Linked DNA regions of Homo sapiens: region 2 is linked to region 1. The links are chromatin loops, found by intact Hi-C in ENCODE. Cell type or tissue: dorsolateral prefrontal cortex. All regions are shown on one strand. Each heading gives the region's core, and the rest is flanking DNA. Links, peaks and the distances in the headings are about the cores only.

What was found. Hi-C counts contacts between places; a loop is a spot of excess contacts. Peaks named below come from ENCODE experiments on the same cell type or tissue, not always from the same donor. Only the 100,000 strongest peaks of a DNase experiment are listed, where the experiment ranks them.
Region 2: it touches region 1 in a loop (4-fold over the local background); 14 of 110 quality-filtered maps call a loop at or near these places.

What each region holds. Positions count from the first base shown.
Region 1 is chr3:123,555,512-123,563,151 of GRCh38, reverse strand. The region is part of intron 3 of HACD2 (3-hydroxyacyl-CoA dehydratase 2); the gene reads left to right. Among named protein-coding and RNA genes, the nearest start is that of HACD2, 26 kb to the left of the region's middle. In dorsolateral prefrontal cortex, for the core only: a CTCF peak has its summit at 3,904 (motif pointing right); no DNase peak of the experiment used is centred there; H3K27ac peaks cover 1,593 bases.
Region 2 is chr3:122,939,452-122,947,091 of GRCh38, reverse strand. SEMA5B (semaphorin 5B) reads left to right here. Exons shown (of 23, transcript NM_001031702.4): 4 at 3,557-3,656; 5 at 7,622-7,640. Among named protein-coding and RNA genes, the nearest start is that of LINC02035, 57 kb to the right of the region's middle. In dorsolateral prefrontal cortex, for the core only: CTCF peaks have their summits at 3,797 and 4,011 (motif pointing left); a DNase peak (open chromatin) is centred at 4,001.

The DNA of each region.
Region 1 (7,640 bases), core at 1,188-6,187:
TACCACTGAATATTTTTAGAGCAAGAGCTATTTCTTATTGATCTCTGTATCCTGGTAAGTACAGTAAGTACATAGTACCTAGCAGGAGTTTGGTGAATATTTGATCATCATCTTACCAAATTCTGGTGGGAATTTCCAAAACTTATTTCAAAGTTATTTCAGTTCCTTAAAGGAATTAGAGATAACAATAAGGAGTAAGCTGTTTCTAGCATTAACCTAAAGGCAATGCTTCATTTTTACTTAGATCACTTAAGTTTATTTGTGGAATGATGGTTTATTTTTCGGTAGCATTCTGAAAGTTTTCATTACAACAACTTAGTCTTCAGAAACTTATTTTAAAGCCTTGAGATACCTTTAGTTTACATATTGTTGATGAAAAGTATAGACCTGAGTCAGACTAGGGTTACTCACTAGCTGTGTGATTCCAGGAAGTAACTCAATTTTTGTGCTCATTTAATTCTTCATCAGTAAAAGGGGGATAAGAATACCTACCTCACAGATTGCTGTGAAAATTAAATGGAAAAATGCATGAAGAACACTCAGCACAATATCTGAAACATGGCTGTATTGAAAATTGCCCAATAAAATGGTAGCTCTTATTATTACTTAAGCAACATAATCTCATAGAATAATATTAAAAGATTATTGTTCCTCTAATGTTCAATATTTAGATATATATAAATGTAACTCTTTCATATTCTTAATTTTCTTAAATTATAATTTCTTTGCAAGTGAGCACTTCAGGGCCCTTCATTCTTAGTATGAGTTGGGGTTGCGTCTTGCTCACGGTTGTGACAATGCAACTTGGCAAATACGGCCTCCAGAAACAATCAACTAAAATCCATGGAGGGGCTCATTTCTGTGTAGCTGTAAATGAGTTCCCACACCTCAACTTTTTCAAAGTAGGTGGTTTGTTTTGTATTGATAATAGAAGGATGGGATTTCTCAAATGCTGTGGCTGCAGCCCTCAATCTAAGATTTGCAAAGCTTTTATATTTATTCAGTGTTTTTCCTTTTAGAAATGAGAATTTTAAAAAATAGGCCAGTCGTGGTGGCTCACACCTGTAATCCCAGTACTTTGGGAGGCCAAGGCGGGCAGATCACCTGAGGTCAGGAATTTGAGACCAGCCTGGCCAACATGGTGAAACCCTGTCTCTACAAAAAGTACAAAAATTAGCTGGACATGGTGGCAGGCGCCTGTAGTCCCAGCTACTTGGGAGGCTGAGGTGGGAGAATCACTTGAACCCAGGAGGCGGAGGTTGCAATGAGCCGAAATTGTGCCTCTGCACTCCAGCCTGGGCGACAGAGTGAGACCCCGTCTCAAAAAATAAACAGACACCAAAACCCACCCTGAGATATGTTTTTTTTTTTTTCCGTAATACTGCAAAGAAGAGTTGTGGTTTTTTATTCATGTGGTGTGATTTGTGTTGAATGAAGTATTAAGAAGTGTTATATCTTTTCTGTGTCGTCTTCAAGATTAGATTGTGGAAGAGGCATGGGGGCTATGGTTCTCAGCTGACTCTGCAATATGGTTCCCCTCTTTATGGATGGGGATTAGAGGTGCAGGTAGTGGAACTGAAGATACTCTTGGTAAGATGTGACACTGTGCATTTAGTGAACTTTCATGTCAGAAATTGTACTACCAACTCTAGAAGTTTTCTTTTGATAGAAAATTGTAGCTCAGTCACAGCCCAGAGAGTTATATCTAAAGCTTAGTATTTGCACTTTAATTTCATCAACAGGCAGGGACAAAAGACCTTTCACTTAGGATATCCTGGATTTGTGGTTTCAGATATTTGCTGTGTGTGCCAGCTTGCACTCCTCCCTCAAACAGAAGACACTTTATTAAAAAATTTTAAGTGAATTCCAAAAAAATCATAATCACCTTAATATTCATCGGTAGCGTATGGCTCCAGACTGATTTTATTAGGTAACAAAGGTTGCCAGGTAGGAAGCAGAGCAGCCGCTAGGGAGACCCACCCCTCTTCCTACCAAAAAAATCTTTCCAGCCCACTAATTAGAGCTAACTGAATCCTCCCTTGAACTGTAACACTCCCTCCTCTGCCCCCCCGCTACTTTGAGAGGGCCAAGTTTTTATCAGTCATTCACAATGCAGTATTGTAAAGGAACTGCCATCACTTATTTTTAAAACCAGACACAGAACCCACCAAATTTTAGCAGAAGAGAACTCTGGAAGGAGAGCATCTTAGAGGGAAGGGGGGAATTCCTCCAAATTTCTCTCTCCTGGAATTCTGCTTTCACACCTGTGCCCAGCCTTCAGCAGTGTGGCTGGGCACAGAAACATTACTGCATTGTTTCCACTTAGCTGACATTTTAAAAATGAACCTTACCAAATTGTAAGAAAGAGACAAAAAGGAATAATTACCCAAAATACAGACAGTACAGTATAAAAACCACCATCCCCAAAGAACAAGTTTCTAATCCAAAGCTCTAACTCCCTTTTAGTTTCTGGGGGCTGGCGCAGCTTCTACTGGCTCTCTTTAAGCCTTGTTCTTACCGGGACCCCTGTCACAAATATGGATAACAAACATTTCTTATTCAGATTTAAATATTGCTTTCTGCCTGGGAGCATGTTTAGTGGTGGTGATGGCAGGGGGATGGGGGAGAAAGGGATGTAACCTAGCCAGGCAGCTAGCCTGTCTCCCCTGCTTAGAGGTTTCTAAGGCTGACCCCTGGAGAGCCGCCTGGGGAGATTGGAGGCCTGGGTAGGAGGTTGCCAAATCCAACCTTCCCCTCCTTTGCAATTAATTCTGCCTTTGTCATTTATTCAAATACAGTAGTTTTCCAGCATCCTGACAATGGAGCTCTAACGGTCAAGACCATAAGTGGTCATATTCAAACTTTAATCTTTCCCAAATCAGTTAAGCGCTTCAGACCAGACCAGCTTAGTAGCCTCCCTCTGCCTTAGCTCTGGTTCATTCTGTTGTCTCCTGATCAAATGTTCCCTGCTCCCCTCCAGACAAGGAGAGAAGAAAATGCACCTGCATCTTGTGCTCCTGATACACAAAGCTTCAGCCCCTGTTCTCTGAATAAACCTTGCTTTTTCACACCTCCATAATTTTGTACATATGGTTTCCTTGGCGTGGAACACCAAGCTCTGTTAGTTGTTCCCTGCTCTGTGTGAATGTAACTGAGATGAAGGAAAGGAAGAGAGAAATAGAGCATGCTCATTTGTAGCCTAAAGAGCCTGAGCAGGGAGGGTGGAAGACTTACCCAGGTATACACCACCTGGTACCTCGCACTTTGCAAGCACTCAGTGAGCAGCACCCAAGTATGAGGCAAAAACAGTCCCCGAGGATTTCTGTGCCTAGTTGGAGTTCAGAAGGGAAAGCTATGAAGAGAGCCCAGATCAGGGAATTTTATCCTCTGCTGTCCCTGCAGGAACAACTAAGTCTTTCTTTGGAATGGAAACCTATTATTGAGACCTTAAGGTGCCTTCTCTATGAGATAGTATTAGCTGGCTGTCCAGTCCGTCAGAAATCAACCCAGGGCACACCCTGTTGGAAACATTACTAGTCGTTTGACAAGTCAGACACCTTCCCTCTGGGCCTAGTTTCCACATGTGAAAAACGAGGGCATTGGACTGAATACGTGATGATCTCTATCATTCCTTACAGCCACTCGTTCTGAAATTCTGTGAACCTGTAAATGTGATGTTGCTTCAGAAATGAATGTCAATGATCTGAGTAGTGATGTAAAAGGAGGGTACGCTAGATGTTTAAACGTGCCAAAGTATGAGTGTTTGGAAATTCATTTCAAGTACAGTAGTTCTACTACCTTTTTCCCTCTAGATAAATTTTGAAAGTCCCATCAGAATACAGAATTGAGAGAGGACACACACAACACGTTTTCTGTAACAGACGTTTACTATGGTCACCACTAGATGGCACCCTTGTATTAGTAAGGAGATTTTTCTCAGAAATTATAGGGCTTCGGGATGACTTCTAATAAAAATAGATAGTAATTAATCAATAGCTGAAACTGAGGAATGAGCAAGTTAAGCAGAGAAAATAGAAATGGATGTTTTTCTATCACTGTCTGATGACTTGATCCTTAAGATTCGAGGTAAGGAAAAGCTGGAGCTGTCTACATTGCCCTGATGGAGATTATTTTATAAATATTTCTTAATTGTAAAGCATAAGATACCTTTAAATCCAACATGAGTTTGATTTGCTTGATGAAAATGGGTGCCATATTTCAGCAGTTCTTTGGTGCGATGGTTTGTGATAGTCTGAAGTCAACCTTACACCTATTCTTAGCTTCAAAAGCAAGGTTAGTCCTGCAAAGTTGGGAACACCAAGTAGTTACCAAGTTGAGTAAATCCTGTTGAACCAAAAAGTGAAAACTTGAGTCATCTTTTAGCCAAAGAATAATTTGATTTATGCTTCTGTGGCAGGAGTTGAACAATGTGTTAAAAGGGAGCAAGAAAGCTTCGGAAAATTTGTATGACCGTGATATGTCATTTTTATAGTTCAGTTTCCTTTTCTTGGGAGAGGATTTTTTTTCTCTTCATTCACTGTAAACATCTTTCCATTAATTTTTAAAAATATGCTATTTTTTTAGAGCAGTTTTAGGTTCACAGCAAAATTGAGAGGAAGGTACAGACATGTCCCATAGGCCCCCTTCCTCCACGCATGCATAGTCTCCCATTATCAACATCCCCAACCAGAGTAGTACATTTGTTACAATTGATTAATGTACATTGACACATCATTTTTGTCCAAAGCCCATAGTTCACTCTTAGCATTGTACAATCGTTGGGTTTGGACAAATTTATAATGACATATATCTAATATTATACTGTCATACAGAGTGTTTTCACTCCCACTCTGGGGCTTGTCTTAAAAATCTTCTGTACTCTACCTGTTTATCCCCCAGAGCCCTGGAAGCCATTGATCTTTCCACTGTCTCCATGGTTTTGCCTTTTCCAGAATGTCATACAGTATGCAGCCTTTTCAGACCGACTTCTTTGACTTAGTAATATGTGTTTAAGTTTTCTCCATGTCTTTTCATGGCTTGATAGCCCATTTCATTTTAGCACTGAATAATACCCCGTTGTCTGGATGTACCACAATTTACCCATTCTCCTAGTAAAGTACATCTTGGTTGCTACCAGGTTTTGCCAATTGTGAATAAAGCTGCTATGGACATTTGTGTGCAGGTTTTTGTGCAGATGCAAGTTTTCAAATCCTTTGGATAAATACCAAAGAGCATGATTGCTAGATTATATGCTAAGGGTATGTTTAGTTTTGTAAGAATCTGCCAAACAGTCTTCTAAAGTGTCTGTACCGTTTTGCTTTCCCAAGAGTAATGAATGAGAGTTTCTTATTCCACATCCTCTGCTGCGTTTGGTATTGTCAGTGCTCTGGATTTTGACCCTTCTAATAGGTGTGTAGTGGTGTATTGATTATACATGACGTAGAGCATCTTTTAATATGCTTATTTGCATCTGTAGGTCCTCTTTGATGAGGTGTTTTTTGTTGTTTATTTTTTTGAGACAGTCTCACTCTGTCATCCAGGCTGGAGTGCAGTGGAGCAATCATAGCTCACTGTAGCCTTGAACTCCTGGGCTCAAGTGATCCTCCTGCCCCAGCCTCCCAAGTAGCTGGGACTACAGGTGTGAGCCACCATGCCCAGCTAATTTTTTTAATTTTTTGTACAGATGGGATCTTGCTATCTTTCTCAAGCTGGTCTTGGCCTCAAGTGACCCTCCCACCTCAGCCTGGTAAAGTATCTTTTAAGGCAGCGGTCCACAACCTCTTTGGCACCAGGGACTGGTTTCGTGAAAGACATTTTTTCCATGGACTGGGGATAAGGGGAGGGGGTGGTTTTGGGATGAAATTGTTTCACTTCAGATCATCAGGCATTAGATTCTCATAAGGAGCACTCAACCTAGGTCCCTTGAATGCACAGTTGACACTAGGGTTCATGCTCCTATGAGAATCTAACACTGCTGCTGATCTGACAGGAGGTGGAGCTCAGGCAGTGATACTCACTCACCTGCTGCTCTCCTGCTGCGCAGCCCAGGGACTGGGGACCCCTGTTTTAGGGTCTTTTTAAGTTTAGGATAACAGTCCTTTGTCAAATATTATCTTTTGCAAATATTTTCTCCTGGTCTGAGGCTTGTCTTTTTATTCCCTTTACAGTATCTTTTGCGGAGCAGAAATTTTTAATTTTAGTCAAGTCCAGTTTGCCAGTTTGTTGGACTTCAGACATTCTAATAGGCGTGTAGTGGTAGTTGTTGTTTTAATTTTTATTTCTCTAATGACAAATGCTATGGCACATCTTTTCATATGCTCATTTGTCATCTTTTGGGGCAAGGTGTCTATTCAGGTCTTTGCTCATTTTTCAGTTGGATTGTTTTTTTGTTGAGATTTAAGAATTCTTTCTATATTTTGGATACAAATTCTTTATCAGACAGGTGTTCAGCAAATATTTTCTCTTGCTCTGGGGCTTGTCTTTTGATTCTTTTAATAGTGTCTTTGAGGAAGCACAGATTTTTAAATTTAATAATGTACAACTTAACCAGTTTTCCCTTTCATGGATTGTGCTTTGGTATTGTGTCTGAAAACTTGTTACTATAGATATCTCGATTACCCTGATTTGATCTTTACATATTACATGAATATGTCAAAATATCACATGTACCCTGAAAATATGCACATCTATTGTATATCATTTTTTTTTTTTTTTTGAGACGGAGTCTTGCTCTGTCACCCAGGCTGGAGTGCAGTGTCATGGTCATGGCTCGCTGCAGCCTTGATCTGCAGGGCTCAGGTGATCCTCCCACCTCAGCTTCCCAAGCAGCTGGGACTACAGGCGTGCACCACCACACTTGGCTAGTTTTTGTGCTTTTTGTAGAGATGGGACTTCTCCGTGTTGCCAGGGATGGTCTTGAACTCCTGGGGTCAATAGATCTGCCTGCCTTGGCCTCCCAAAGTGCTGGAATTACAGGCATGAGCCACTTCACCCGGCCTCAATTTATTTTTTAGAGATGGGGTCTTGCTGTGTTGCCCACACCAGTCTCAAATTCCTGGCCTCAGGTGATCCTCCCGCCTCAGTCTGTGATCCATTTTGAGTTAATTTTTGTGAAAGGTGTCAGGTCTGTGTCTAGTTTTATTTATTTATTTTTTTACATATAGTCATCCAGTTGTTCGGCACGATTTGTTGAAAAGTCTATTCTTTCTCCATTGCGTTGTCTTTATGCCATTGTCAAAGATCAGTTATTGCTGGATCTATTTCTGGCCCCTCTGTTCTATTGATGTATATGTTTATTATTTTGCCAATACCAGGATTACCTTGATTATAAGTCTTAAAATCTGGTAGTAGAAGTCCTCTAACTTTATTCCTTCTTTTTTCAGTATTGTATGGGTCTTTTGCCTTTCCATATGAACTTTGGAATCTTTTTGTCAACATCTACAAAATAGCTTCCTGGGATTTTGAGTGGGATTGTGTTGAATCTATAGAGCAAGTCGGGAATAATTGACACCTTAACAATATTGACTCTTTCAATCCACAGACATATAATATTTCTCCACTTATTTAGATCTTTGATTTCTTTTATCATTGTTTTGCAGTTTTTCACATAGCAATTCTCTGTTTTGTTAGAGTTATATGTG
Region 2 (7,640 bases), core at 1,092-6,091, 620 kb after region 1:
TCCTCCCAGGGGCTTTGTTGGGGGCAATATTGGCTTGGCTGAGTCTGGGGGCAGGGACATGGAAGGAGAGCTGGGGAATCCCTGTCTCCCGACCAATCAGGTCTCCATCTGTGCAAATTGGGTTGGGGGAGGAAGTCAGAGAGGTGGGAGATGTCTTCTGTGTGTGCCTGGGTTCCTTGAGACCATTTTTGACCCTCAGGTATGCATTGAATGAATCTGACTTCTCGCCCCATCCTCCTACAGAATGAAGGAATGCCCCTCTCCCCTTCCCCATTCTGACAGCTTTGAGTTTTCCTATCCGTTTGCTGAATTTTTATTGGGCCCTGCTTTGTGCCAGGCACAGAAGGGGATGCTGTGGGGCCTCAGAGGTGAACAAGAGTTTCCTCTGCGTACCTAATGATCTCGTATTGTTGGTTAAAAGTCACTGCCTTTGGTCCCTCAGCCCAGCTGGTACTGGTTCTGGTCCTGGACCAGGACTGGTTCTCTTGTGTTCCCACATCCCTTAGCACAGCTGAGCACACAGTAGGGACTCAATTCATGCTGGGCAAAGGACTGTGCTCTGGGGATGCTGTGTTCAGGAGAAGTTGCCCTAATCAAGGACAGCACCAACCCCAGCCTCCAAGCCCCCTAGGATGTTACACTTCCTTTCTGACCAATCTGTAGGCTGCCAGCCTTGTAACTGTGAGTTTCCCTCTCCCCTGACACCTGACTGAGCTGTGAATAACCCCTAAATACCCTAGAGGAGCTGCCAGTCACAGAATCTGACTGCTGTTTTTCTGTTTTGTAAGGCTAAATTTTCCCCTGTGGGTTTCTCTTAAGGGGGGCCAAGCTGTGTTTCTCTTCAGCCTGCATATTCTCTCATTTGCCAGTGTTACCTTTCCAGGCAGCAGGAGAAGCCAGCCTGGACTTAACAAATGACGGTGGTTAATCCACAAGGTGGGTAATTGAATTGACTATAATTAAAATCACAGGCGTGTCATGGAGAATGTCTTTTTCTCTTAAAGTCACCGTCCAAAGCCTTTGCCGCACACAGAGCTCGGAACGTGCTTGGTGTTTTAAAGACAGCCTTCCCTCTGGTCCCCTTGGCCTGTTTAATACGAGCAGGCTGGTTCCCTTCCCAAGGCCCCCCTAGGATCCCCGTGCTATGCCCGGCTCCTTCTCTCCCCACTTCCCCCATCCCCCTTGCCCATGTGGGTGAGGGCTACTGGGAGAGGGACGGAAACTGGAAGAGGCCACCACCCTCCATGCCCCCACCCCCACCTCCCCATTTTTATCCCATCTTGTACCCTGTTTCCTCTTCTTTTCCCCTCCTCCCCAAGAAAGGGCCTAAGTGAAGACTGAGCTGGGAAGTCCCCAGATGGAGTATCTACTGCAGACCCGTCATGCCACCTCCTCCCTCATTTAGCTGCCTACATCTGGAATGCCCTTGTTGAAAGGGAAGGAGGAAATTAAGGTGCTTGCTGCTGTTAGGGAGCACCCAGTCTCATAGGGACAGGGAAGACCCTGCCCTACACACACAGAAAATATTTGACCACATTCAGAGTGGTCAAATACACCATAACATACAATGTGAATGGAATGGAAAAATAGAGAGAATGTGGAGCAAAATAAGATCAGGGTGGAGAGGTTGTAATCCAGGAACGCTTCCTGGAGGAGGAGGATCCTTGGTTTCATTTCTAAGGTAATGTAATATTTATCCAGGATTTCTGAGAGGTCAGCTAAAAACCTAACCCACCAGACTCCAGATCCACTTCTTATCCTATATTGCCCAAAAGCCATCGTGACTACATGACAATTCTTGCCAACCTATAGTCACCAACCTATAATCACCTGCTGGGGGCAAAGGCAGGCCCAAGGGGTTTGCTTCATTTTGCTGCAGAATTTCTTTCTTCTTCTTTTTTTAATCATGCCTATCACAGTTTTCTGAAAAACATCCAACTCACAAAACCTCCAGTTCTCCAGGGAGCGATTAAATGTTTGCCTGTCGTGCAGAAATGAAGGGCTGCTTTTACTCTGTAGTGGAGGGATAATGAGCAATGATTTATTTCCTTTGGATTACACACACACAGACTCTCTCTCTCTCTCTGCCTCTCTCTCTATCTCTCTCTCTCTCCTGGCCCTTCTGTGAGTCAGTTGCTAAGGCACTGTGGGGAGAAAGCACAGTGCCTCCCATTACCCTGAATCTTTACCAACAGCGGCATGAAAGTTCCTCTGCTCCATGGCTCTCTCCTTACTGCTGCCAATTCCCACCCATCCATGGGTCATGCATAGGCTGAGGGAGAGCTATCAGGAGGCTGTGAATCAAGAAGGGAGAAGTGTGTCTCCAGCAGGAGGGAAACCGGGCGAGTCAGCTGGCACTTTCTAAGCAGGCCCTCCCAGACCACTCCCCATCCGCCCAGAGGCCGTGAGGTCTCCTCTCTGCCCACCCAGTCCCTTTGAAAGGCCTTGATTGGGAACAACCTTCCTTGGAGGCAGGGTGGACACTGACCGCCCAATCTCTGCACCTCCCACCTCTGCAGAATCTTGTCTGAAAATCCAATTCCCCTCATACAAGAAGGAATTGAGGATTATTCATATATTCGTTCAAACACTGCTAGGTGCTGGACTGAGCCTGGAGATCTAGGAAGCAAAGTCTTTCTTGGCCCCCAGGGCAAACTACCAGGCTAGACACACAGTGTGGCAGTAAAGTAGAAGACTATGGGAGCCCTTTAGCCTGGCTTGAAGCAGTCAGAGAAGGCTTCTTGGAGGAGGTAGGGATGGGGGTGAACAGGAATTGTTCCATCAAGGGAGAACAGAAGCACAAAGGTTTGCAGGCTCTTGTGGGATGGATTTGGGGAAGTGTGAAGTGTTTTAGTGTGGCTGGGGTGGAGAGTTTAGGGAATGTAAAAGGTGAAGCATCATTCTTTCAGGGGATCAGTAAATAATCACTGTGCCAGGCACTGGACTTGGGAGGACAGTGGACCAGAACCCAAGGGCCTTCGCAGGAGTTGGACTTTTCCTGGGGGTAGTTGGGAGCTATGGATGGGTTCTGGGCTGGAGAGTGACATGACCACATTTGCATTTGAGAACAAGCGTTCAGGTTGCTTTGTGGGAAAAGGACTCGAGGGGCAGGCCTGGAAGCCAGGCTGGTTAGGAGGCTGTTGGCACTGCTCCAGACAAGAGCTGGTGGTGGCTTGGATGTAGGTGGGATACAGTGGGAAAAAAGTGGATGGATTTCAGAGGCAGTGTAGAGGTAGAACAGGCAGGATTTACCAGTGTGTACTTATGTGGCTAGTGAAGGTCTGGGGGAAGTCAAGGGCGAGTATAAGTATCCCTTCATGCCTCTGTGGGGAGGGTAGTGCCCTCCTCTGAGCTAAGGAGTGTGGCAGAAGAATGACTACAACACCCACTCCCAAGTCCCTAGGGGCACACAGAGGTGGGCAGGTGGCACCAGGTCTCCCGGGTGCCACCGCCCCACTTCCCCCTGACTTTCACCCTTCTGTTCTGTGGTCTGCTGCGATGCAGCTGGGAGCCTCTGGCCCAACAGTAACCACAGGGTTGCCTCTCCCTCCACCAGACCTGCAGCCGTGGGTCTCTAACTTCACCTACCCTGGAGCCCGGGATTTCTCCCAGCTGGCTTTGGACCCCTCCGGGAACCAGCTCATCGTGGGAGCCAGGTAACAAGGGGCAGAAGGGTCGGGGTGGGAAGTGCAGGGGCTTGGAGCTGGGTAGAGGGAATATTATTCAGGATGAACTCACCTGGGCAGCCCCGCGTGCTGGGCCCCATCCTCTCTGCTGGGCCCTCTCCTTGTGGATGTCTGTCCCCCCACAGGAGGAAGCGTGTTTCGGCTGGGTGGGGGTGGGGGTGACTCTTGACCTCGCAATCTCAGCCAGCTGCAGGCCCCTGTGGTTGGCAGTTAGTGAGAGCAGGGACGCCTGCTGGCCACCTCCTGCCCGGTCCCTGCCTGGTCCCTGCCCGGCTGTCAGAATGGTTTTCTGGGCCAATTCCCCGGGAGTTCCATGCAGAGAAGGTGCCCAGGGGCCCCCTGCCGGCCAGCCGGCGGCCTGCACCTGGGACGGCTGGGTAGGGGTAGAACCTTTCCCGAAGGACCTCACCTACCTTTGGCCTGACCTCTTAGTCCACTGTTCAGATCCAATATCAACAGACAGTACTCTCTGGGGGAACCTGTGGAGACTTTCTGGGTGGACTAGGAGGAGCTCATTCCTCATGAAACCACAGAACATTGGCTCTGGTAGGGAGGGGGCTTAGAGAGGGCCGACCCCAGTAGCTCTCATGGTGCAGTCTCTGGCCCAGCAGCACCCGAGAATGTGTTGGAAATGCAGATTCTTGGGTCCTTCTCAGACCTCTTGAGTCAGAAACTCTGGGAAGAGGCAACCTGTGTTTTAGCAACCCTTCCAGGTGGCCTGACCACACTCAAGTTTGAGAATCTCTGGTGTCATCCAACCGTCCTTATTTTAAACAGGCGGTAGCAGAGGCACTGAGAGGGGAAGGTGACCTTCCCAGCATCACATAGCATGATGACAACAGGGTGTGGGGACTACAGCCAGGTCTCCTTAACCCAGGCCTAGAGTTTCTCTGCAGGTCTGTCTGTGTTATCGCCTGGGACTGCACTACTTTTCAGCTCTGCAGCCCAGAGGTTCTGACTCAGTGGGTGTGGGGTTGGGGAGAGGATGGCCACTGGGTTGGGCACTTCCGGGCCATGCTGTAGCTGACCATCCTTGCCCTGGAGCTTTCTTTAGTGTCTCCACCCCTTCATTTGCTGTATGAAAATGAGGCAAGTCAAGAACACAGCTCTGGATTAGGTGTGGATGAGCTGGGTTCCTGTCCTGGGGGATCTTGACCTTGGAGCCTCAGTTTCCTCATCTGTAAAGTCTGGGTTACAGTCTCTGTGCCACCAGTCTCACAGGGCTGCTGTGAAGCTGGGCCTGAAAGCATTTTTCTTTTAATTTTTTAATTTTTAAATTAACTATTTTGTCTTATGGTAGGACATTCAAAAGGTACAAAGGAGTATATGGTGAAAAGCAGGGCCACCCCCTCAAACAAGCAGGACCCCTGACTGAAGGTTCACCTAGTGGTGAGGTTCCTGACTGTGCCCCCAGAGGGAGTCTGTCCATATGCAACTATACAGGAGGATGGACTTTATTTTCCCAGCAAAGAGAGTAATTGTTTTACTCTCTATTTTGAGATGACTGTCGATTTACACACAGTTGTAAGAAATAATAGAGATCCCATATACCCTTCACCCAGTTTCCCCCAAGGCTAACATCTTGCATAACTGTAGGACAACATTAAAATCAGGAAACTGGCCTTGATGTGATCCTTCAACCTAATTCTGATTTCACTAGTTTTACATGTGTACTTCAACAAACCCAAATGGTAGCATCCGAAGACTCTACTCTGAACCTTGTGAAAGCATTTCAAAAGCTGCCATTTATTCCGCACCGGCCATGTGCCAGGCACTATTTTATATGTCATATATGTAGTAAGTCAGTTACTGCATGTAGTAAAGGTAGTAAATCACACATGTATTTAATCTAATACATGTAGTAAATCATGCCTGCAGTAAATCATTGAATCTTCACAAGTGGGTGAACCCAGGAAGTGGGTTCTATGTACCCCCATTTTATGGACCAGGAAACTGAAGCTCAGAGAGGTTATGTTACCCTGTGACTGTGGTCACACTGTTCTTCCTCATCCGCTCTGCGGCTTCCCCAGAAGGTGGTTATGTTTTCTGTCTGGAGGCTTCCCACACAAAGATGGAGGGACACTTTTTCCTGCATCCTTGAGCCTGGCTATGCCCTCAGATGGACAGGGAAACTCAATTCTAGACCTGGTCCCTTAGGCTTCTTAGAGCCAATGTAGTGGGTCTTTGGCCACTTTCTTTTCCTGTCTCCAGCTCATTTTCCTTCCTCCTTTTCTTCTGCCTGACATTGTCTTCCCTTCTTCTTGACCCCTGGATCTCTGGAATTCAGGCTAGGGAAATTTTTTATTCATTTATAACCCTCCCTTGTTCCGAAAGGGATTTAGGGTGGGTCAGGCTACAGAGATTTCTCTCTGTTCTCATATTCCAGCTCCCAGGAGAGTTGACTGCGATGTTGTGATGAATGATTTTTGATGGGATAAAAATGAATAAAGTGATGCAATGTTTCCCCTAATTTGTTAAAGCTGTGAGCAGATGCCTGTGTTACCTAAGCAGGCAGCTGGGGCACAGCCATAAGCTGGAGCTTATCTGTTCCCAGGCCAGGAGGGTGGGATAGGGAGAGCTCTGCTAAGGACTTGGGGAGGGGGTTGGAGAAGGACAGCAGAGGCCTGGAGCCAAGGTCACCTGGGAGGCCCGCCCAGCCCCAGGACAGCAAAGAAGATGAGTGGGGCCTGGGCCTGGAGCCAGAGCTGGGAAGAGAAGCCTCCTGGCCTGCGGCATCTCCTTCCGGCTCTGGATTCCTTCAGCAGGGGCCCTCTTTCTCTTCCGGTCCCACTCCACAGCCTTTCCCCTCATTTCCCTCCTCAGCTGAGGTAGGCCAGAACTTTCTAAAATCTTTGTTCCTAAAAAGTTTAGGAACCAAAATAGGAATAGCCCAAAGAAGACAGAAGAACCAAAGAAAGAAAATTGGTGGGGGAAATCAAGACTTTGCATCTGTTCAGCATGAACAGAGCCTTTAAATGTGCATCACACCATTCCTCTGTCTCCACAGTCCTGTGAAATAAGAAAGATAGCCATTCACTTCCCCATTGTACAGATGCAGGCACTGAGACTCTCAGAAGGTGGCAGGTGGCTGAGCTGGAATTCTCCCTGTCTGTGCATGGTGGCCTTCTGACTCCAGCATCCATGCAAACAAATTTCAGCAGCAGCTGACACTTATGATACTCAATAAGTGTCTGATATCATTATTACTACTAGTAGTATCCTCTTTGTTACTGAAGGTGAAAACTGTTTGAGGTTGATAAGTCTGGAAGCCCTGTGCAGGCTGGACTGTGGGGAGAGGGATGGTGAGGTGGTGGATGGGGTCGTTTGGGTTAGAGGAGAGAGGGTGGTCCAGAAAGGTGGCCACAGAAAGGTCAGACCTGGAGTCACTGACTGCTGGAGAGACTGCAGGAGATGAACAAACAAATCGGACTCAGGACCCCGGGATGTGGAGCCAGGAGAGATGGCTGGCCTGTGTGAGAAGGGGTGAGTCAGGGTGGAGGGCCAGAGTAGGAGGAAGCTGGCTGTCTGCATCTCTGTAAGAGTGCTGTGAGGCTTTACATTTAACAGCCTCCATGGTTGGAAAAGGTGGGGTCAAGGGGTTCCTCCCAGGGCTAGCTGAGTTGGCTGGGAGCAGAGACAGCATGGAACTTGGAGGAAAGTCTGGGTTTCAATCCTAACTCCTTCACTTACTATCTTGGTGACTTGGGCCATTTACCCACCTTGCTTCTTCATCTGTAACTTGGAGCTTCCTGGATTTCCTCCCAGGGTTGTGTGAAGATTAAGTGAGCAAATGGAGGTAAAGCTCTCCTTAGGGGTTGACCCTAGGCAATCAGCACCCAGTCCTGGCGTCCCAGGAGGCCCAAGCCAGGAGGCTGCTCCCTGGGTCCTGCCTGCAGAACCAGCGTCACTTAGGATGTCTGTTTCCATTTTCACAGGAACTACCTCTTCAGACTC